Regions from separate parts of the Homo sapiens genome. Here region 1 is linked to region 2. Evidence: chromatin loops called from intact Hi-C (ENCODE). Cell type or tissue: heart right ventricle. All regions are shown on one strand. Links, peaks and the distances in the headings refer to the core of each region. The heading gives the core; the rest is flanking DNA.

What was found. Hi-C counts contacts between places; a loop is a spot of excess contacts. Peaks named below come from ENCODE experiments on the same cell type or tissue, not always from the same donor. Only the 100,000 strongest peaks of a DNase experiment are listed, where the experiment ranks them.
Region 1: it touches region 2 in a loop (2.8-fold over the local background); 58 of 110 quality-filtered maps call a loop at or near these places.

Annotation. Positions count from the first base shown.
Region 1 is chr18:45,733,039-45,745,090 of GRCh38, forward strand. It overlaps SLC14A1 (solute carrier family 14 member 1 (Kidd blood group)), which reads left to right. Exons shown (of 10, transcript NM_015865.7): 5 at 1,236-1,364; 6 at 3,418-3,610; 7 at 6,125-6,272; 8 at 6,490-6,624. LOC105372093 (a long non-coding RNA gene) reads right to left here. Exons shown (of 10, transcript XR_935423.3): 6 at 4,428-4,556. Among named protein-coding and RNA genes, the nearest start is that of SLC14A1, 15 kb to the left of the region's middle. In heart right ventricle, for the core only: a CTCF peak has its summit at 5,770; a DNase peak (open chromatin) is centred at 7,063; H3K4me3 peaks cover 3,377 bases; H3K27ac peaks cover 2,281 bases.
Region 2 is chr18:45,833,570-45,845,621 of GRCh38, forward strand. SIGLEC15 (sialic acid binding Ig like lectin 15) reads left to right here. Exons shown (of 6, transcript NM_213602.3): 2 at 3,460-3,519; 3 at 3,944-4,327; 4 at 5,149-5,526; 5 at 6,642-6,672; 6 at 8,537-10,525. The coding sequence ends at 8,618. It also overlaps a transcript of EPG5 not described here. Among named protein-coding and RNA genes, the nearest start is that of SIGLEC15, 14 kb to the left of the region's middle. RefSeq lists an enhancer at 4,773-5,274. In heart right ventricle, for the core only: CTCF peaks have their summits at 4,225 and 6,063 (motif pointing left); no DNase peak of the experiment used is centred there; H3K4me3 peaks cover 1,887 bases; H3K27me3 peaks cover 4,847 bases.

The sequences.
Region 1 (12,052 bases), core at 1,448-9,447, 100 kb before region 2:
GGAGCTAAACACTGGGTAAACACGGACATGGAAATAGTAGACAACTGGGACTCCAAAAGAGGAGAGGAAGGGAAACAAGTGTTGAAAACCTACCTATCAGGTACTTTGTTCACTATTTGGGTGACGAGTTCAATAGAAGCCCAAACCTCAGTCAGCATCATGCAATACATCTATGTAACAAACCTGCACATGTACCCCCTCAATCTAAAGAAGGAGAAGAAGACGGGGAAGAAATGAGATTGAATACTAAGCAAAAAGTAACCTCAGAAAGAACTGGGTGCTCAACATGCACATAATTAAATGGGATACTTCTCCAAGTAAGAGAAAAGCAATTGTTCTTCTTTGCAATAACTTTGAAATGTGCGTTTGGAGACAACAAAATAGAAGCATCAGGACACAAAAATGTATACTAACCTGGAAGATTAATGTTGATAAGATCAAAGACACTGTGAAAGTGAATTTACATTTCAGGAATCTTATATCTCTCACCAAGAAATCAAACTTAAGCAACAGTTTCATATGCTAAAAGCGCTCTTCAAGTCAGAGGCTCTTGATTTAAAAGAATAACTTTCCAAAGGAAAGGCTAAAAGAAAACAGAGCAGATTGCCTTACTAAACTCCCCTTTCCTCTCAGCCACTGTAGACCTGTCTTTAGCCGTGACACCTGTAGAGGGAGTCATTCTCTATCAGGGGTCCCCAACCCCTGCACTGGAGACAGGTACCTGTCTGTGGCCTGTTGGGAACTGGGCCGCACAGCAGGAGGTGAGCGGTGGGCGAGTGAGCATTTCCACCTGAGCTCCGCCTCCTGTCAGATCAGCAGAAGCATTAGCTTCTCATAAGAGTGCGAACCCCATTATGAACTGGGCATGTGAGGGATCTAGGTTGCTTGCTCCTTATGAGAATCTAATGCCTGATAATCTGAGGTGGAACAGTTTCATCCCGAAATCATCCCCCATTCCCCATCCATGGAAAATTGTCTTCCATGAAACCTGTCCCTGGGGCCAAAAAGGCTGGGGACCACTGATCTAAATGCACATTTATATTTTTATCTATGTATATTTCACTTCATGTCTTTATTAGTTTTTGTACGATGCTTACGTAGACTTTGAAATACATTTCCAAATATAATCTCATTTTTTAATATGAATATGATCTGGAAGTTACTAGTGTTATTTATGTGCAAGTGCAACCAAAGCTCACCCAGGAAATGTCCGTGCTGTGTCTCTTGCCCCACAGGTCATTAATAGCATCTGGGCTCTATGGCTACAATGCCACCCTGGTGGGAGTACTCATGGCTGTCTTTTCGGACAAGGGAGACTATTTCTGGTGGCTGTTACTCCCTGTATGTGCTATGTCCATGACTTGGTAAGTTACAATTGGTTTTCAAAATGCCTTTTTGAAAAAAAAAACATGGCAGAAGGAGGGAATGGGAGTTGTTATATGGCAGAGTTTCAGTTTTGCAAGATGAAATATGTTCTCTGAATGTATAGTGGTGATGGTTGTACAACAATGTGATTGTCCTTAATGTCATTGAGCTGCACACTTAAAAATGGTTAGCCGGGTGCGGTGGTTCTTGTTTGTAGTCCAAACTATTCAGAAGGCTGAGGGGGAAGGATCACTTGAGCCCAGGAGTTAGGGGCTGCAGTGAGCTATGATTGCGTCACCGCACTCCAGTTCTCCGAACCTCCTTGCTTGGGCTAAGTGAGGAGGAGGAGGAGGAGGAGAAGGATGGAAAGGAGGAGGAGTAGCAGGAGGAGCAGGAGGGCAAGGAGAAGGAGGAAGAGGAGCAGGAGGAGGACAAACAGTTAAAATGGTAAATTTAAAATTGGATTCCAGTAGATTCTGTCTATTGGAAACAGAAACAACCATTTTAAAAGATGTATATTTCCTTACAACCAGTTATTTGGCCTTTTGTCTGATCTGGCTACACATCCACTAATACCTCTCAACCAGAGGTGGCTGCACATTGACACTTCCATGGGGAAGGGAAACAGTGCTGCAATGAAGATACGAGTGCAGGTGTCTTTTTGGTAGAAACACACTGATGCACGTGGCCCCCACATACACTTGACTCCTCCCTCCCAAGACTCTACTGTCATTGGTCTGCGGTAGCGCCTGGGCTTTGGGAGTTTCTAAAGCTTCCCAGATGACTCTAAAGTATAGCCAAAGTTGAGACCCACTTCCTCCATCATTGCCTCTCAAACTTGAGCAATATGAGAATCACCTGCAGGGTTTGTTACACCACAGGCATCTGCTCCCCGGCCCCAGGGTTTCTGATGCAGTCTATCTGGGGTGGGGCCCGAGAATTTGCGTTTCTAACGCATTCCCACATGATGCTGGGAGAACCACTGTGCCTACGTGAATTCCCCCTTACCCACCTGCCCCCCAGGTCTCCCTTAGAAAAAATTTTTTTGCTGAATTCCTTTTTTTTCAAACCCAAATCCTTCAAACTAGTTTTTATGTTGACAATGTCTTACATCCTTTTTCTGGAAACAAAGATTTCCTTCTTTCTATATTGTAGTTAAATATAAAATACTAATATGCACATAAATAAGCACAGCCTGCTGTGGGCAGTGTCTGCAGAAGGGATGCCCACCCTTACTGTACCCACGGGTGTGTGGACGAGGACCTACCTGTAGAGCTAAACTCTTCAGGAAGTAATTTGGGCCCTGCTCTGAAGAATAGGTTCGTGGGAAGGAGGCCTAGCCTGTAAGTGCTCACCACGCTCCCTTCCACAATCCAGGAAAATGGGAGTTCTGGTCTTTAAGTGATGGCTCTTTGATTGGGCCAACAAGTGAGAGCCTATGAGGGACCTCGGGACCATGCAGCCCAGCCCCACAGTTTATGGGCTCTGAGGCTAAGGAGATGCGCCTTGCCTAGGTCATGCAATTTATCAACAGCTCAAGGACACACACTCTGCCCCACCAACTGTGATATCATTTTCCTCCAGCTCACACTACCTGCATCCTTGAACGATTGTTTCTCTTTTCCAAAAATAGGTATATTAAAGAAATAATATCTGCCAAATCAGAATCAGGGTTGCCTCTAGTGGGGAGGGAGGGACATAAGAGCAAGTGGAGGGACAAAGGGGACTTTAACTATGTAGATAATATTTTATTTTGTATGTCATAAGTACTTCAAAAATATTTTTAAAATCTCAATATATAGCTCACTCTGAGCAACCCCAGAGTAGAATTTTTCAAAAGCCAAATAAGCTGAGAGTTGATTTTTTACTTTATGTAATATTTACTGCCTCTATAATAGGATTTATCCCAAGTTTTCTTTCTGTGGCAAATGTGCCAACACAACACGTAAGGGGCCTGTTGGCAGGTGAAACAAAGCCCCTCCAGAGTATAGCGATTCCGTGTGTCAGCCTGCTTTGTCACATGCACATTCTTTTGCTCTGTTCTTTTTTTAGCCCAATTTTCTCAAGTGCATTGAATTCCATGCTCAGCAAATGGGACCTCCCCGTCTTCACCCTCCCTTTCAACATGGCGTTGTCAATGTACCTTTCAGCCACAGGACATTACAATCCATTCTTTCCAGCCAAACTGGTCATACCTATAACTACAGCTCCAAATATCTCCTGGTCTGACCTCAGTGCCCTGGAGGTAAGAGACACTGGCTTCTCACATTCGCCCTGGCTCTGCAAGATACGCAATGGCCTCCTGGTCAACTGTCCACGGGTGTCAGAGTCTCCTAGATGCTCAGGACTATGGTGGCCTTTCTGCCTTCATCTTGCCATTTAAAGCATTTGTTCTACTCCAGAGCATTAGGGTCTAAGGGATTTTTTAAAATTACTATTTAGTCAAGCTGATTTTTCTGCCTTTTCCCCTAAACATCTACAGTGCTAACCCCAGAGTACAGTTCCACTGGGAGTCACTCTATCGTAAGCTTGGGGGTGGGGGTGATGGGAGCCAGCCCTTAAGGCATGTGGCCTCCAGCCTGGTTTTAAATCTTCCATAGTCTACTCCCTCCAATCAAAAAACTGGATGCTTACTCTTAGAGCTTCTGACAGAACCTCTCTATTCTGCTTTTCCTTATGGCATAGCTCATAGAACATCTACAATAATTTAGGGTTCCCAAGCTTTGGTAGGCATCAGAATCACCTGGGGAGCTTTAAATACCCAAACAGGCTTCATCTCAGACCCTCTAAATCACAATCTCTAAGGGTGGGGCCTGGAACCTGTTTTAACAAACTCCCCAAATTGTGATGCGGGCCAGAGTTTGAGAACCACTGTATCAAGGGGTGAATCCTATGTATCTCTTTAAAGATGGCTATAAAGAGATTCTGTATTTTTTAAAACCTGGTTAACCCAAATCAAATTCCAGCTCTTCCTGTTGGTGTGTAATAAATATGTTTAAGGTTTCTGGATTATCAAGAACAAGAGAACACCTGAAATTAGAAGAAAACCAAAGAAACCTTACCTTTTTAATGTGCTCTCCCACTGTCAGGTTATGAAACGCCCTTTTGTCTTCTTTGTTGAGTGATCAAAACACACGAGGAGCTCAAGTCACCTTCTCCCTAGCTTCTTGCCAGAAAACTAAAGGGAGCACCTGGAAATAATTCAGAAGGAAAAAATCAAAGATTCATTAGAACTACCCATGAAAAATAACAGTATAAAATAGCATTAATCGATCTAGAACTGCACTAACACAGGAGCCTCTAGCCCCATGTGGCTATATAAATTTAGATGTAGATTAGTTAAAAATTGAGTTCCTCAACCTCTCTAGCCACATCTCAGGTGCTTGATAGCCACACGTGGCTAGGACCCACTGTATTAGACAGCACAGATACAGACTATTCCATCATCTCGGAAAGTTATCCTGCACAGTGCTGATCTGGGGCAGGGGAAGCCTTGTCCTTCTCACTCTGAATGAACAGCCCATCCTCAGCACCAACCCCAACCCTATGGCTACCTGAGAGAGAGTTCTGCAGCCAAGTCCAAAAACAAACAAACAAACAAAAAAAGCATATGCCATCTTTGCCAAGTTCCCTGGTCTAGAAATAGCAAAATGTCTAGACATGAAGACTCAGCATGGGCTGGAAGAATTTAGAGTCCATCTTAGGGTAGAGTCAAACTCACACTATGGTCTGGTGCCCTTAGCCAATGTTAGACTCAGCCTAATATAAGAGGGGAGAAGACACTTCCCCTTGTGCCAAAGCTGGGGCTCCCTCTGGTAGAGTCACTGCCTCCAGAAGGTCTTTGGTACATACACGACCTAGCAATGGTGGAGAGGGCAAGATGGGAACTGAGGAAAACATCTTTCAGTAAATGGCCTTGCTCAAAAGGGACATGCTATGGCTAATTATGCCTATCCTAGCCCTACCAGAAGTTCAGCTGTAAAGAATGATCACTTGTTAGGTTCAGTTAAACCTTGTTCACTCCTGAGAACTGCAATTCTGTGAACAGAATAACTAAATTCAGGCCTCAGCCAGAAAGTAGAATTATGACATTTCCATGTATTTTTGTGTTTTGAGACCTGCTTGACAGTTGTTCATAACTAGAATAAGCTAAAAATATCTTTGTTTAAATGAATACATGTTCCACTTAATGACAGAAAAGTAAATTCACAAACTTGCTAAAAATTACTTCTAAATTGTGGACAAGATAACCTGGCTTTGGGTCTCTGGCTTTAGTGTAAGCATCCAAATTGCATAGTGATAATAATCTCTATTGAACATAGGGATGCATGGATAGATTAAATCACCCTCAACACTGATGGACATTTGAAAGCAAAAGAAGTGTCAGCTGTGGTCCTTGCCATCCCCAGTAGGAGGCAAGGCAGATCCTCATAGCCAGGAGCAGTGAGTGGCACCAAGCTGGGAGCTTAACAGTGACCAAGGCCAAGTGTCAGTGCAAGCAGGAGAGCACAGGGGGAGCTTTGAGAAGGCATGTGTTGCATGCACCAGGGAAGGGCTGGTGTATCTCTGGGGATAAAGCTGAAGGATGACTGGGATTTTTCTGTAATCAAAGAGAGAGAATTTTAAATGGTATTAACACTGTTCTTGAAAGAGGTAAGGTATGTCCAATCTAAAATTACATTGTAGGAGTTTGTGGGTGTCCTGTGGGTTTCTGTTCAGTTGTTTTGGTAGCCTCATTTTTCTTAAATTTCTTTTGCAGTTGTTGAAATCTATACCAGTGGGAGTTGGTCAGATCTATGGCTGTGATAATCCATGGACAGGGGGCATTTTCCTGGGAGCCATCCTACTCTCCTCCCCACTCATGTGCCTGCATGCTGCCATAGGATCATTGCTGGGCATAGCAGCGGGTGAGCACAAGAGCCCTTACCAAATATTGAGCACCTCCTCCATCCCATGCATTGCCTCAGGCATCTTCTGTGCTCCAGATCTTCCTTGAGATCTTGGCTTCCTAGGGACCAATGGGAGTTCCCGGGATGCTTCCTGCTAACTTTCAATCCCACCCTCAGTTTCCTTCCAGAACATCCTGCCTTTAGTCCTGAGTTCTGACCCCTCCTGTCTTAACAGGACTCAGTCTTTCAGCCCCATTTGAGGACATCTACTTTGGACTCTGGGGTTTCAACAGCTCTCTGGCCTGCATTGCAATGGGAGGAATGTTCATGGCGCTCACCTGGCAAACCCACCTCCTGGCTCTTGGCTGTGGTGAGTCTCCCACGCCCCTGGGGGAGGGCTGCTCATGACTACAGGATCTCAATCAAGGATAAGCAGTAAAAACGGACTGCATGAAAAATCAGGGCCAGGGTTCTGGCTTGAGCCCACTTGCTGTCTAAGTGTGTGAACAGGACAAGTGACGTCCCCTCTCTGAGAGCATTAAAATCACCTCTGCCTACCTCTCTGATGATTGTGAAGGCAGGAGCCTATTGAGTCATATTAATATCCTAAAACATGGATGTTTGGGAGGATAGAAAAAGAAAAATCCCAGTTATTCTTCAGCTTTATCCCCAGAGATACACCAGCCCTTCCCTGGTGCATGCCACACATGCCTTCTCAAAGCTCCCCCTGTGCTCACGGGCTCTCCAGCTTGCACTGACACTTGGCCTTGGCCACCAATAAGCTCCTAGAATGGTGGCACTCACTGCTCCTGGCTGTGAGGATCTGCCATGCCTCCCACTGGGGATGGCAAGGACCTCAGCTGACACTCCTTTTGCTTTCAACTGACTTGTCTTGCGTTCTTCAAACTAGTTGTTTGACCCAACAAACTAAACGGGAATAACTCCAGCTAAATACAGAGCAATGTCCCCTGGTAAATCAGGGTTGATTACATTTACCCCTTTGAGTGAGCATCACAGTAACCCAGCCATTCTAAAACTTCAGAATGCATCAGAATCACCTGAAAGACTTGTTAAAACACAAATCGCTGGGCCCCCTCCTCAGTCTGATTCAGCGTCAGAGATAAGGGGAAGAATATTTCTTTTTTTATTTTTCTAAAAAACAGTCTCATTCTGAGCCAAGATCGCGCCACTGCACTTCAGCCTGGGCAACAGAGCAAGACTTCATCTCAAAAAAAAAAAAAAAAGAGAAAAGAAAAAAAAAGAAAAAGGGTCTCATTCTGTTGCCCAGGCTGGAGTGCGGTGGTGTGAACACAGCTCACTGCAGCCTCAACCTCCTGGGCTCAAGCAATCCTGCAGCCTCAGCCTCCCAAGTAAAGTAGCTAGGACCACAGGCGTGCCACCATGCCTGGTTAATTTTTTATTTTTTATAGAGATGGGGTCTCCCTATGTTACCCAGGCTGATCTTGAATTCCCGGGCTCAAGCAATCCTCCCGCCTCCACCTCCCAAAGTGCTGGGATTACAGGCATAAGCCACCATGCCGGCAGAATTTCCACTTCTAACAAGTTCTCAGGGGGTGCTGATGCTGTTGCTCTCAGGATCACATTTCAAGAACTGCTGTATTAATCCTTTCTGACTCCCAGTGTTCTAGCCAGACTCAGCCTGTCAGAGCGAGAAGGCATCCTGAGACCTCTACTCCATCCTTCTTACTTTACTGTTGGGGTCCTGAGGCCAGAGAGGCTAAGGGATGTGCCGCAGGGAATCTGGACAGCAATGGGTAAATCCACCCCCGGAACCCACACTTACCATCCACCTCCAGAGTTATCCCACCGCACTCCTCTGCTTCCCTTTTATAGCATTCAGGCCCTCACGGCAACCTCTTAGGTGAAAACAGACTGCATGTGATTTGGATCTGAAAAGCTAATAGATCCCAGGTGGATTTTGAGTGGAGGCTCATTCACCCATAGCCTCTGGCATGCCTAATTCAATCAAAGTATAAGCATTTAAGATAATATTCTAGAGTGGAGAGAATGAGATTTGCTTGGGAACAAAAAGGAGGAGGGATAGTGTAATGTGGAGAAATTATGTCTAATCTAGTGGAAATATATGTCTAGAATCAGTTTATCACCAGATTAATCAAGCCAAGGTATCTAAACAGTTATGAAAACAGTGGGCCATGTATCAGGCGGGTTTAGAATAGATTTCTGCACTGGCAGAAAATGGGATGGTACCAACGGTTTCTAAAGACCCATTCCATTTTGATTCGATGCTATAGCAAGGGTAACATAACTCAGGTTGCTGTGATGTAGCCATGTAGATGTCATTTTGTCAAATTCTTTACTATTACTCAGCTATTTCACCTAGCTGTTCTGTTGAAATGTTGAACTCCTTCTCCATATTCGTTCACAAGGATAAAGGAGAGGATTACAGACAGGTGCTGTAGCCACCTGAGTTCAGCTGGGTTGGAATGTTTATCCTACAACCTTTCAGCTTTATTCTGAGATTGGTTAGGGGTTTCCACCTGAGTTCAGCTGGGTTAGAATGTTTATCCTACAACCTTTCAGCTTTATTCTGAGATTGGTTAGGGGTTTCAAACCTTTATTTGGGATGCATACCTTTATTTTTCTGGAGGAAGTAGCCACAAATATGTATTAAACACACATGATACAAAAGACAGTACCAGGAAGAGCAAGGGGTTTAGAAGCTTTAGGTCCCATGCAGTTCCTGCACAGAGTGTTACAATAGAGGGCAGAAGCCAGGCAAGGGAGTGAGCCCAAGAGGACCATGCAATCTTTGTGGGAGAAGAAGAAGTCCATAGTACAGGATTCTCCAGGGGGCCATTTCCACTCAGAATTATCACAAAGTACCTCCAGGAAGAAGGGGGCTTTTCCATAAATGCTAGAAAATAAGAGGAGGAATTCTGTTTGGTGGAAAGTGTGGTGCAGGCCAGCATGGGGACAGCCTGAGCATGTCCTTCAAGATCAAGGAGAAGGCATTTTGAGCACAGGAGATGGCGACGAGGTTTTTGTTTTTCTGGGTTTTTTGTTGTTTTTTGTTTTTTGGTTTTTTTTTTTTTTTTTTTGACAGAGTCTTGCTCTGTTGCCAGGCTGGAATGCAGTGGCACAGTGGCACGATCTTGGCTCACTGCAACCTCCGACTCCCTGGTTCAAGCGGTTCTCCTGCCTCAGCCTCCCAAGTAGCTGGGCTTACAGGCACGCACCATCACGCCTAGCTAATTTTTGTATTTTTAGTAGAGACGGGGTTTCACCATGTTGGCCAGGATGGTCTCAATCTTCTGACCTCATGATCTGTCCACCCCGGCCTCCCAAAGTGCTGGGATTACAAGTATGAGCCACCGCACCTGGCGGGTGCTGAGTTTTTTGTTTTATGTTGTTGTTGTTGTTTGAGATGGACTCTTGCTCTGTAGCTCAGGCTGGCATGCAGTGGCACGATCTCAGCTCACTGCAACCTCTGCCTCCCGGGTCCCGGTTCAAGCAATTCTTCTGCCTCAGCCTCCCCAGTAGCTGGGATTACAGGCATGTGCCACCATGCCCAGCTAATTTTTTTTTGTATTTTTAGTAGAGATGGGGTTTCACCATGTTGGCCAGGCTGGTCTTGAACTCCTGACCTCGTGATCCACCTGCCTTGGCCTCCCAAAGTGCTGGGATTACAGGCGTGAGCCACAGTGCCCAGCTAGTGATGAGGTTTTGACAGACCATGGAGAAGAATGAAGTCGAAGCTCTTGACATGTTGTTTCCCCAAAGTGGGAATCTTTGATATTTTCTCAATTATAGAAGCAGCACAGATTTATTGTATAAAACAAAACAAAAATGTAATCTGTATAGAAATGTATGAAACAGAAAGTGGAAATACTCCATCTTACTCCCTAGAGAGGGCTTTTTTGCCCCCTTCTTATAAGGATCCTTGTGATTACATTGGGTCCATTCAATAGTCTAGGAAATTCTCTCCATCTCAAGGTCTTTAACTTAATCACAGCTGCTGCTAATTCCCTTTTGCCATGTGAGGTCACATATTCTCAAGTTCTGAGGTTTAAGATGTAGACGTCTTTGGAGACCATTATTCTTCCTACCACACTCACCTTCCTTTGGATAGATTTTTTTTTTTTTTAACTGGTGTAGCATAATGGTTGAGGCAGTCAACTGAGCTAAAGAGCTCAGACTCTGGTGCCAGACAGCCTGGATTCAATTCCAGCAGGTCTGCTACTTACTAGCGTATTTGCTTATGAATGTAAGCAAATTACTTAACCTTTCTATGCCTCAGTTTCCCCATCTTAGAAAATGGAAGTTACCATATTTAATTCATACAGTTGTTCTGATGATTAAGTTAGTTAATGCATGTCTGAAACTCATAGAACAAATAGTGTCTAGCACTCGCTCAGCACTATTTAAAAGTCTGGAAAAACAGTTTTTCTGGTGGATTTGCATAACTTATTAAGAATCAAGCTTGTTTATTTTCTCCTCTCAATTGCTTAAGTTTATCAACATCTGTATCTTCTCCCCAAATATGACTGATACCCAAGCCTGCCTTTACTTCCTCTGAGAAGGCCCACCCCTGATGACTACTAAAACCATTGATACTGTATAGAATTTTTATTTTGGATTTGTCGTAAGTATAAGTTTTTGTTTTGGGTACTTGCTTATTTAGGCAACTGTAAACTTTATTAACTTGCTTATTCACTCTGACTTAGTTCATATTAACCTTCTGTACTTTTTTTTTTTTGAGACAGAGTCTCACTCTGTTCCCCAGGCTGGAGTGCAGTGGCACAATCTCAGCTCACTGCAGCCTCCACCTCCTGGGTTCAAGCGATTCCTATGCCTCAGACTCCCAAGTAGCTGGGATTACAGACATGCACCACCATGCCCAGCTAATTTTTTGTACTTTTTGTAGAGACAGGGTTTTGCCATGTTGGCCAGGCTGGTCTCAAACTCCTGACCTCAAGTGATCCACCTGCCTCGGCCTCCCAAAGTGCTAGGATTACTGGTGGATTACTTTTTCAAAGAGGGTTTGCAAAGAGAGTTTTGTTTTCTTCAAAGAGGGTTTGCAAAGAGACCTTGTATGCTGGAGAATATCTTCATTTTACCTTCATTTAAATTTTAGTTTAGCTAGCTACCAAACTCAAGATTTAACATTTTTTTCTCAATATTTTGAAAGTTGTCCTCAAAGACTACTCCATTGTCTTCTTATACCCAAAATTGCTATTAAGATGTCTGAAAAGAAACTAATTCTTGTTAAAATTGATTTTATTTTTCTCTCTGGACTCTCTGAATTTTCTCTTTGCATATGAGATATATATATGGTTTTATTTCACTATTATCTGTCTAGATGTAACTTTTTTTTCTATGCTAGTAGGTACTCAAGTCCTCTCAACATGAGCCCTCATATCTTCCTTTAATTCTGGAAACATCATCAGTTTTTACTTTGTCAAATCTTTTCAATTTTTCCCCTCTCCTTCTGTGATTTCTAGTATTTGAGTACAATACTTTATGCTAAGTTTTTCATAACTCTTGACTTTTTCTTAATATTTTCCATCTATCTTTTCCTGAGGCCCTTCAGTTCAGCTGATTGGCCCGATCATTCTTTGGCTCTGTCCATTGCACCGATCACATTATCTGTTGAGTTCTCCATTTCTGGTTCATTAATTAAATTTTACTGGCTGGGTGCAGTGACTCACACCTGTAAACCCAGCACTTTGGGAGGCCAAGGCGGGTGGATCACAAGGTCAAGAGATTGAGACCATCCTGGCTAACACGGTGAAACCCCATCTCTACTAAAAATACAA
Region 2 (12,052 bases), core at 1,693-9,692:
CCCAAAGTGCTGGAATTACAGGCATGAGCCACCACGCCCGGCCTCTTGTGCATTTTAAATGAGATGAGGATATCATTGAGAATTATATCCTGACGTACAGATTTAATGCAAACCAAGCAAATTCTCAAAAAGAGTTTACTGCTGTCATTATTGTTGCTGTTGCTGTTAGTTCATAAACTAAAATTTCTATAAAAGGGCAAAGACCAAGGTATAGATATATAGGACCGAATATGAGGGAAAAGGTGGGGAACCATCCAGATTCATTAGAGTGCTGTAGTAATGAAGCACATGACATGCTGTATTGATACAGAGGTGAACAAATTAACCAAGATAAGTAAAGGAAATATGGAAAAAAACCCATGAATCCATGGCAACATGACACATGACAGAGTATTGTTTTTAATGAGATGAGGACTCCGCAGAGCACTGTGTGCTCTGGCCTCATTACGCCTTCATGCCTGGCAACCTCTATGCTGATTGATGTCCACGCCTTGTGGCTTTGCTCTGCTGTTCCCTTTGCCTAGAATGCTACCTCAAGGCTTCGTGCAGTCCCCTCCCTTTCTCAAGGCTCTGCTGAAGTGACATCGCCTCTCTCAAGGGTTCTCCAATCCCTGCCTGCCTAATACACCCCTACTCTAACCACCCCTACCCTCTCCTGTCAGCCTGGACACCCACCCTTCTGTCCTCACATAGCAAATCAATCCAATGTCAGTGACTGAGAGGCAGGTACCATGCTGGGCAACAGCAACACAAATAGAACCAGATAGATGTGGTCCCTGCCCTGCCAGAGCTTCTGAGTGTCTGGACAAGACACACAGTTCAAAGGCAATGCTCATATTGAGGAAGTACCTATGCCAGCTCTGAGGCACAGGGGAGGGAGGCCAGCCCTAGGCTTGGGGCTCAGGGAAGCCCCCTGCTGTAGGAAAGACTCAGTGGAACCCTGAGGATGAAGAGGAGGAGCTGGTGAGTGACATGGCCAGAAGCCATATTCAGACAGAAGGGATATTGTTCATGCCCATCTTTACGGCATCTGGCAGACTGTAGTGTAATTATGTGCCTACAAATCTGTCTCCTTTTCTAAGCTGCAAGCCCCAGCAGGCTGATAAGATATCCTGTCCACCTTTGTCACCACAGCTCGTACCCCAGTGCCTGGCATAAAGTGGGGAAGTGTCCAATACATGTTTGCTGAATTGATGAATGCACGATAGCAAATAATATGTGGGGAATCTGTGCCTGGCTCTGTGATGCCTGCAAGATGCAAGAGGTCAGAGGAGGCTGAGGTCACAGAAAGTGAGAAATAGCAGGGAAACTAAGGCTGGGGCTCAACCTCAAGATTGGAGAGATGCTTTCTGCATCTAGAAGTACTGACTGAACCAGCCAATCCTTCAGACAGGGTTTCTCAAATTTGGAGCAAGGTTCTTTGATGATTAACTGAACAAACAAGCTCTTTCTAGAGATAAAATGTTAGGTCCTCCACTCGGGTTCAAAAATGTAATTACATTTGTCCAGAAAAAAAAAAGGAGATTAGGCTTAAAAGCAGGTTGTATGAAAAAAAGAACTTGTAGTTTTGAGGCAGGAGAATAGTAGAGGGAAGTGAAGGGGCAGGTGAACACAAAGCAAGAGAAGAAGCAGAAGTTGAGCAGCCAAAACAAAAGGGAGATAAGCAAGTAAGAGACCCCATGGCCGGCAAGATCCAGACCAGACCAGTAAAGGTAAGCTTCTCAGAGATGGGCATGTGCACTAGAGAGAAAAAGTATACTTAAAATGACCCTGTATGGTAATTAGCTATTTAAGGTTCATGCATATGGACTGCATCTCATGCATGTACTTAAAATTATGGGATGGAGGCAACGCACAAGCACACAAGGGCCAAAGTAACTAAGCAGTCTATCAATCAAAAGGCAGATGCTGGCTAGAGATTAGGCAGCTCAGGAAGAGAAGAGAAAAAATAAAAGGCCATGAAATGTAACAAACTGGTGCTGATCTCATTTCGTAGAGGTCAGTCACTCTCCCACTCCAAGGGTGTGATACTGTACTTCATACACTCTTGATGCTTTGCTTTGCTATTTCTGTCATGTCCAATTGTTTGTGGCACCAAGAACCTGGAACTGAACCATCCAGTAACACTTTTACCTGATGGCAAGCTGGGCATGAAACACAGTGGGATTTTTTCCAGGCACAGCTCCCACAGCCCAGGGCAGCACTGTGGGACTCACGGCACTGCAGGTCCAGCACACCTAGAGCACACACCTGGAGCCCCCAGGCTCAGGACACTACAATGAAGGAAGAGGACAGTGAGGATGAGGAAGGCCAGGAAAGGGACTGGGATTTTTCCACCAGAAAAGAGAAGGCTCAATGGGTCCAGGATAGTCATGACAAGACCCTGCACGGGGCCATCATGAGAAAGCGATGTGCACACACCAGAGAACAATGGCGGTCCTGTGGGCGGCCGGAGATTTTGGTTCTGTGCAGAAGGAATGTCCCGACCTGTGATTATTCATAGATGGATGGTCCCCATGGAGGATGGTCTGCCAGCGATGGGTTAGGGCTGAGAAGACTCCTGCCCAAGGAGCAAATTGGGCTAAATTACCTCAAAAAGCAAAGAGCACTGGGCTTGGGGTCAGAAAAGTCATATTTCTCCCATCTTCAACCTGTGTGACTCTGAGCCTTCATTTTCTCACCTTTAATAATATCTGCCCTGCCTGTCTCCACTGGGTGCTTTGAGGGTCACATGACATGGTATCTATGAAAGCACTGTGTAAACTGCAAAGCCCTTTGGAACTACAAGAGCTGCCGTATTATTTCCTCTAAAGATCCTTTTGTGAACTGCACCCTGGGGCACCGGCTGGGCAGGCTTAGAAGCCTGCCCTTTCTCCTTGGGAGGCACCACCCCTGGCCTTATCCTCTGAGGCGCGCTCCCCTCTCCCCCAAAGCAGCACACATAGGCAACCACACACACCCTGCAGTTCACCAGCCCTCTGTGAGCTGGAGGCAGAGCTCTGCTTCCAGACCCTGGCTCAACCACACATCCATGGTTCACAAGGTGGGGAATGGGGAAACTGTTCAGAGGTGCTTGCACAGAGCAAGGAGGCAGTGAAACAGCCCACCTCTCTGGTCTCTCAGCTCCCTCCCTGCCCAGGCACTAGGGAAGCCAGTCAGGGCACAGTTCACTTGGGTATACCTGAATTCTAGAGGAATCTCATGCACCAACTCAACGCATTAGCTTCCAAACACACTGCCCCCTCGCAGGGGCTGTTTCCTCTCTGTAAGTGGAAGTGCTGGTGTCCTCGGAGAAGCCCCAAAGTTCCCAGCCTCTAGTGCACTAGAATGCAGGCTGTAGAGTGAGGCGATCCTGAACGCTGGCTTGGCCTCATGCTGGCAGTGTGACTTCAGTTACTCAACTTCTCTGAGCCTCAGTTTATTCACGTGTAACCCGGGGTTAACTGTGTTTATCTGTAGGCTCATTTGTGAGAACTAAAATAGATACTACGGAGAACTTGCTCAACACAGAGGTGCACAGTAAGTGCTTTTATTATTATCACCATCTCGGGGATCTTGGGAGTCTGTTTTAACCACGAGATCCCAGGGTTTTTCCACAGGGCAGGTTTTGATGGGGAAAAACTAAGGGTAAGAATATGGGGTCAAGGGGCCTGCAGGTGAATTAGGAAACGAAGAGGGGAATAGTCCCAGGGAAGAGCCGCGGGAACGCAGGCACTCCCAAGTCGAGGGAGTGCAGGCCCTGGGGGTGCAGGCACCAGGAATTGCCCCTCAAGTCACAAGGTGGGGTTCCGGCTCCCCTGGAAGTGGGGGACGATCCCTGAGTCCTGGGGTTTCCAGGCTAGGGGTTGGGGGAGCGTTTCCTGGGTCGTGGGGTTTCCAGGCCCCGGGTGCGGGCGCCTCGACCCCAGGGCCCCGAGCCTGACGCAGCCCGCCCCGCCCTCAGGCTCGCCAGCGCAGCGCTGGTCCATGCAGGTGCCACCCGAGGTGAGCGCGGAGGCAGGCGACGCGGCAGTGCTGCCCTGCACCTTCACGCACCCGCACCGCCACTACGACGGGCCGCTGACGGCCATCTGGCGCGCGGGCGAGCCCTATGCGGGCCCGCAGGTGTTCCGCTGCGCTGCGGCGCGGGGCAGCGAGCTCTGCCAGACGGCGCTGAGCCTGCACGGCCGCTTCCGGCTGCTGGGCAACCCGCGCCGCAACGACCTCTCGCTGCGCGTCGAGCGCCTCGCCCTGGCTGACGACCGCCGCTACTTCTGCCGCGTCGAGTTCGCCGGCGACGTCCATGACCGCTACGAGAGCCGCCACGGCGTCCGGCTGCACGTGACAGGCGAGGCGGCGTGGGAGCGGGTCCCCGGCCTCCCTTCCCGCCCTCCCGCCTGCCCCGCCCCAAGGGCTACGTGGGTGCCAGGCGCTGTGCTGAGCCAGGAAGGGCAACGAGACCCAGCCCTCTCCTCTACCCCAGGGATCTCACACCTGGGGGTAGTTTAGGACCACCTGGGAGCTTGACACAAATGCAGAATCCAGGTCCCAGGAAGGGCTGAGGTGGGCCCGGGAATAGGCATTGCCGTGACTCTCGTAGAGTGACTGTCCCCAGTGGCTCTCAGACGAAGAGGCGAGAAAGACAAGTGAATGGCAATCCTAAATATGCCAAGAGGTGCAATGTGGTGTGTGCTACCAGCCCGGAAAGACACTCGCAGCCCCTCTACCCAGGGGTGCACAGACAGCCCACCAAGTAGTGCCTAGCACTTTGCCAGACCCTGATATACAAAGATGCCTGAACCAGGGTCCCGTCCCTAGAGCAGTGGCTCTCCACTCTAGCCCCCACCCTGCTCTGCGACAATAATGGCCACTTAGCATTTGCTAGGGAGCCGGGACCTAGTCCAAGCACCCACAAGCATGAATTTGCCAAATCTTTTCAGCAACCTCTTAAGGCAACTGCTATCATGATCCTCACTTTACACATGGAGAAGCAGAAGCAGAGATGATAGAATCTTTCGCCCAAGGCCACATCTGTATTGGGACGGGGGCAGCCTGGCACCCAAGTGCCCATTCCTCCCTTCTGACCAGCCCCCACCCCTCCGGCTCTGGCGTCCAAAGGGCTAAGGGGAGGGGTGCCCTTGTGACAGTCACCCGCCTTCTCCCCTGCAGCCGCGCCGCGGATCGTCAACATCTCGGTGCTGCCCAGTCCGGCTCACGCCTTCCGCGCGCTCTGCACTGCCGAAGGGGAGCCGCCGCCCGCCCTCGCCTGGTCCGGCCCGGCCCTGGGCAACAGCTTGGCAGCCGTGCGGAGCCCGCGTGAGGGTCACGGCCACCTAGTGACCGCCGAACTGCCCGCACTGACCCATGACGGCCGCTACACGTGTACGGCCGCCAACAGCCTGGGCCGCTCCGAGGCCAGCGTCTACCTGTTCCGCTTCCATGGCGCCAGCGGGGCCTCGACGGTCGCCCTCCTGCTCGGCGCTCTCGGCTTCAAGGCGCTGCTGCTGCTCGGGGTCCTGGCCGCCCGCGCTGCCCGCCGCCGCCCAGGTGGGTGCGCCCCAGACACGGGTGGCCGCGAGGGGCCGGGCCGGGGCTCTCTGCTCTTAGATAAGACCACCTGGCTGACCCCCTGGCACTGCCAGAATGTCGGTTTTTTTGCCCTATGCATCGTGGCGCTTTCCTCTCTTTGCATGAAGCCCAGCAGGTGTAACCAGCACGAAAAAATCCCATTTTGCAATAAGGAAGCTGAGGCTCAGAGAGGTTAAGTAACCTGCCTTTTGATAGCAGCACAGAGATATAGAGACCCAGACCCGGTTAACTCTAGAGCCGTCCCTTTGCTACCACCCGGTAAACGATTCCTCTGGAGGGGCTCTGACTACAGACCTTCCTAAATAGCACCGTTCCTGAGGACCTACTATGTGCTGTGTGGGTGCTAGGAATACACTGATGAATATGGCATGGTCCCCTGCCCTGCAGTGCGTGCTGAGCGGTAGACAGATCATTGCAATGTGCTATGAGAAGGGCTCTCCTCAACCCTACCTCTGCAGAAGCCAGAGGAAGGTATGCCTCCCTCTGGTGGGGCATCTGGAGAAGGCTTCACACAAGCCGTGCTGGGAGAGCTAAATAAAAATATGTAAGTAGGCATGAGCTAGGAAAACAAGGAGAAACGCTCTTCCTAGCAGAGATCATGGTGGATTGACTAACAGGGTGTCCTGAGATTGCCACTCCTGCTGTCTCTGATCTGGATCAGAAATCTGCCCTGTGCCCCAGAGAGGGAGGGAGCTTCTTGGAGCCCCTCAGAACCCCCAGGTCCATAGCACTAGGCTCACACTCTAGTGAGATCAGACTTTGTCACAGTGGCCCTGGCTGCTGCTGTGGCCACAATGGCTTTCTTGCCCGTTTCTTGGAACTCATCAAGTGTTTTGTGCTCAGGGTGCTCAGAAGAACGGACTTTTTACTGGATTGCTCCTCAGTCCACCCCTCTCCTCACTAACTCCCCAGCAGGGTTCCATGGCACAGCTTCACACCCTGCTAGTCTGCTGTTTGCTTCAAAAACAGTGGTTTCCTCGAGACCCCTTCCACATGGCATGGGTGGGGGTGGGCGCACAGGCTGCAGACTGCGGTGGAGATTCATGCCTGCTCTCTTGCTGTCCCTCCCACAGAGCATCTGGACACCCCGGACACCCCACCACGGTAAGTGAGCTCCCCGCCTCCACCCTACCCTACCCCACCCACCTAGTCCTCATCACCCAGGGGGTCCAGGCAGGAGAAGGAATAAATGGCAAAGGGCTGGGGCTGGGGTCCTACTTTGACCAGGGGCTGGGCCTTCCTTGCAGCCCACCAAGGCACCCCTCTTGCAGCCTGCCAAGGTCTTCCCTGGACAGACCAAGCCTCGCTGACCTGCTCCTCCCCCACGACTCCAGGCTGTGTTTCTTCCTGTAGTTTCCCCTCCACATTCTTGAACAGGCAGATTCATACAAAAACCACATTGGGGACACTCATCCCCGTTCCCCCCTGGCACTCTGCTGAAGGCTTTGCAAACAAAATCTCTAGAGGTTCTGAGAGCCTAGGTGAGGGGCCCAGAGACCCCTAGGAAATCACTGACTCCTGGGTCATACTCTCCTCTTCTGTGGCATCCACCCATGTGAAGGCTGGTGTTGAAGGAGAAAGAACTCAATTCATAGACCCTGTACAGGCTGGGCCTGATCCTGGCAGAGGGTAGGAGTGGGAGGAGGAGCCTAGGCACTCCCATAACTCCACCCACCTGTGCCCTGAAGGCTGGAGGTGCCACACTGCTGGTGGCCCCACTCATCAGCTGCCTGCCGATCTCTCCACAGTCCCACAACCTGTCCTGTGTCCCTGTTTGCTGATTTACTGTCGCACCAACGCCCCTGAATCTGAAAGCCGACCGTTGTTCAGTCATTTAACAAATACTTATTGAGTACCTACTGCATACCAGGCACTGGTACTAAAGACACAGCAAGATCCCTGACCTCACAGAACTCATATCCTATTGTGGAGAATTTTAATAAATATGGAAACACGCCACCTGACATCGTAAAGTAAGAGCTGTGAAGGAAATGGACACGTGATGCAGCAGATTCCCTGGGGAGGGGGCCCGCTGCTGGGCTGAGGCTGCTTTAGATCAAGTTCTCTTGGAGGACATGACATTGAGGGGACCTGAGGATGGAGGCTGGGGCCTGGGCAGGTAGGAGCGGTGGAGTTCCAGAGAGCAAGCCCCACTAGAGTGTGGACGTAAGACAGGGACAGTAGGGGCAGCCCGGGAGAGGAAAAGGCAAGTAGAAAGACTCAGGTGAGGCCCAGAAAGGAGGCAGGCATTTCTGGAGGGTGGACGGGAGGAAGGCAGGAAAGGCGTGGGGGTTATTGTGGGTGCAATGGGAAGTCACTGAATGGTTTTAAGCGGACGCATGGCTCCATCAGAACAAGCTGGCCCAGGAGACTTGGTTGCAGGCCGTTGGCAAGGCTGAGGCTGGCTTGGCTGTTTGGACAAAGGTGCAGGGGTGGCGGTGGGGAAGTGGGTAGACGGGAGGCAGGGCTTGCCCAAGAGCCCAGTGGGCAGCACACAGTGTGAGAGGGAGCCAGGCTGCCGGGGTTGGGAGCCTGAGCCCTGGGTCCCACTTCCTGAGATAAAGACAAGAGGAGAAGAGAGTGGGGCGGGTGTGAGGGTCATGCGTAGCACAGTGGACATTGAGATTTGAGATTCCCACTGAGATGTCCTAGGGGAAGTCAGGAAAGCAGTTGGGGACCAGGAGGCCAGGCCGGAGATTCCGATTTGTAGGTCAGGGACATGGAGCCAGTCTTGAGGCCTCAGACAGAGATAGCAACTCTATGGTCTGGGCTGCCCTGGCCTTTGGGGGCCCCTCCCTATTCCTGACTCTGCCCAGCCTCCGATGCCATTCATCTCTGAGCCCTGCCGGTTCCAGCCGCACTGCTCCCCAGAATGTCTCCTCTTCTTGGCCCACTGCTGGCATATAGTTTGGGCAGTTGTGGACCTCCCACCTGTTTGGATGATCATTCAACTTTCTCCTGTCCACAGGTCCCAGGCCCAGGAGTCCAATTATGAAAATTTGAGCCAGATGAACCCCCGGAGCCCACCAGCCACCATGTGCTCACCGTGAGGAGTCCCTCAGCCACCAACATCCATTTCAGCACTGTAAAGAACAAAGGCCAGTGCGAGGCTTGGCTGGCACAGCCAGTCCTGGTTCTCGGGCACCTTGGCAGCCCCCAGCTGGGTGGCTCCTCCCCTGCTCAAGGTCAAGACCCTGCTCAAGGAGGCTCATCTGGCCTCCTATGTGGACAACCATTTCGGAGCTCCCTGATATTTTTGCCAGCATTTCGTAAATGTGCATACGTCTGTGTGTGTGTGTGTGTGTGAGAGAGAGAGAGAGAGAGTACACGCATTAGCTTGAGCGTGAAACTTCCAGAAATGTTCCCTTGCCCTTTCTTACCTAGAACACCTGCTATAGTAAAGCAGACAGGAAACTGTTTACAGGGCCTGGAGGCCCAGTCTTGTCCTCCTCTGTCACCGACTTGCTGTGTGGACCTGGGACACTCTCTTCACTTCTCTGGGTCTCAATTCATTTACTGTTGAACACGGACAATCATATTCTTCCCTCCTGGCTGGGAGGACTACAAAGATCTGAGGAAATAATGGATATGAAGGGGCTTTGGAAAGTACAAAGCCATCTTCTCATGAGGGGCATGACAGAACCCTCTTTGCAGAGTGACCTTTGGACGTGCAGTCAGTTCTTGGAGAAGTGTGGCCCCTGCAGCAGTGTCACGGAGAACACAGAGTTCCAGAGAGCAAGCCTGGGGCAGGGGCTGTGCAAACGTGTGGTCAGAGGAACATCAAATCCTGGAAACTTGGTGGCAGGGAGAGGCCTGGGGCCTTTACCCCATGCCCCCTGGGATCTCCACTGTGACTGTCCCACACCCTCTGCCCAACTCTTGCCCCATCAGCTGCCCTGCATTGCCTTGAGCTGGGACCCCTAGGAAATGGAAACCAGGCTCCCCTCTCTCAAGGTATCTGGGAACCACTGTCTCAGGAGCTGAAGCCGGGAGACCTGAGGGGAGGTCTGGCCGGAGAGTCCGTGCGTAAAGCAGCTACAGCTCTGACCTCTCTGACCTGCAGCCTCTCAGGGCGTGCGAAGTCCAAACGCACTGGCAACTTCACCCCCTTTGCCCTAACGCGGGCAGGCTGACTTGGAGGGGTGCTTCCCTATTTACACCTCAGGGTGAATTTGTTGATCACCTTAGCTCCTGTGGTCCTTGGGGCTTAGGGAGAGGAGGGAGGCATGCCTGGGTCCCAGGTAAGCTGGCAAGAGGAAAGGGCCACAGGCTAGGGGAATAACGAGGCCATGAACAAGACATCTCACCCCAGTTACAATGGCTTTTATCCAAAAGACAGGCAATGACAAATGCTGATGAGAAAGTGGAGAAAGAGGAATCCCCATATACTATTGGTGGGAATGTAAATTAGTATAGCCACTATGGAGAACAGTACAGTTTCCTCAAAAAACTAAAAATAGGCTGGGCGTGGTGGCTCATGCCTGTAATCCCAGCACCCTGGGAGGCCGAGGCAGGTGGATCACTTGAGGTCAGGAGTTCGAGACCAGCCTAGCTAACATGGTAAAACTCTGTCTCTACTAAAAATACAAAAATTAGCTGGGCGTGCTGGCACGTGCCTATAGTCCCAGCAACTTGGGAGGCTGAGGCAGAAGTATTGCTTGAACCCAGGAGGCAGAGGTTGCAGTGAGCTGAGATCACCCCACTGTCCTCCAGCCTGGGCAACAGAGAGACTGTCTCCAAAGAAAAAAAAAGAAATAGAACTACCATATGATCCAGTAATCCCACTGCTGGGTATCTGTCAGCAAGGAAATCAGTATATTGAAAAGATACCAGTACTCCCATGTTTACTGCAGCACTATTTGCAATAGCCAAGATATGGAATCAGCCTAAGTGTCCATCCACGAATGAATGAAGAAAATGAACACACAATGAAATATTCAGCCATAAAAAAAAAAAATGAAATCCTGTCGCTTGCAACAACATGGATGGAACTGGCAGCCATTATGTTAAGGGAAATAAGTCAAGCACAGAAAGATAAATATCGCATGTTCGCACTCACATGTGGAAGCTAAAAAAAGTTGAAATTGAACTCATGGAGTAATAGAATAATGGTTACCAGGGGCTGGGAAGGATAGCAGGGAGCGGGCGATAACGTGGGGATACTTACTGAGAACAAAATACTGTTAGAACGAATAAGATCTAGTATTTGCTAGCACAAGAGGGCGACTATAGTTAACAACTTATTGTATATTTTAAAATAACTAAGAGTGGAATTGGAATGTTCTTAACGGTAAGTACTTGAGGTGATGGATACGCCAATCCCTGATTTGATCATTGCACATTGTATGCCTGAATCAAAACATCACATGTACCCTATAAATATATAAATACATATACCCATACTAATTAAAAATGTTTTTTAAAAAAGAGGCAGTGATGCTTTTTCCAGGGAGACGGTCTGAAGGTCAAGGGATCTTCACAAGATCTTCACAAGTTATTATGCAGGCCAGTGGGTTGCAAAGCTCCACTCCTCACCAGAGCCTTCACCAGGGCAAGAGGTGGCTCCTAATTAACCTTGGGATTCATCCAGGAGCCTGTCTGAGCTGTTAAGAGGTCACAGGAGCAGGCTTGTGTACCTCCTTGTATGGGGATGCTTTGGGGCACCTCTATGGAAAGTCCTGCATGACCAGGGAAGAAGTTAAGGACACAGGAGTGGTGTGTATTGGAACATCTGCCTGGTCTTTGAGGCCAGTTTCACAGCCAAGAAAAATTGCAATAGGAATTATTTCTTAAGTATCTGCTTTGTGCTCTATCACCTCAATACCATTACCACATTTGAGATCATTAACATGAATGCAGTATCATTTTACAGTCCGTATTCAGATTTCCACGACTGTCTTCAAAATGTCCTTTTGAAGTTTGTTGTTTCTAAGCAGGAAGCAGTTGACTCCAGGTGATTCTTAAGCTAACGGTTGAGACTGCAGCTCTGGGTGCACCTGGCATTGGCATGATGGTGCAGATGTGTAACGGTGCCAGGTAATCAGCTGGTGCTAGCTGATACATACCCTTCTGCGGTACTTGCATTTTGAAGAGGGCTTCTTGGGACTGGAAGAAGCGCCATTCCTCAGAGAGACATGCCTCTGTTGGCATGGTTTCAGATGCAGTGAGAGGCTGTGGGAAGCATGTTGAGGAGGGTCGGCCAGCTGGCACCCCCTTTAACAACGGCACACAGTGCACAGGCAGCCCCCAGCTTGGCCTCCTGATAAAGCCGCTGCTCCTAGGGTCAGAGGGGAGGGTGGTGAGGGGACAGCACTCGGCCCTCCCCAGACCCTCTGGGCTGCTCTTGGAGCCTGGCACTGTCCCTGTAAGAGGTCTGGGTGGAGCAGAGCTGCCTGTCTTCCCCCACCCACCCTCTCAGAGTACTCAGGCTCTGTCACTGGCAACAAAGACCAGAGACACGAGCGGCAGGCTGAGTCAGCATGGT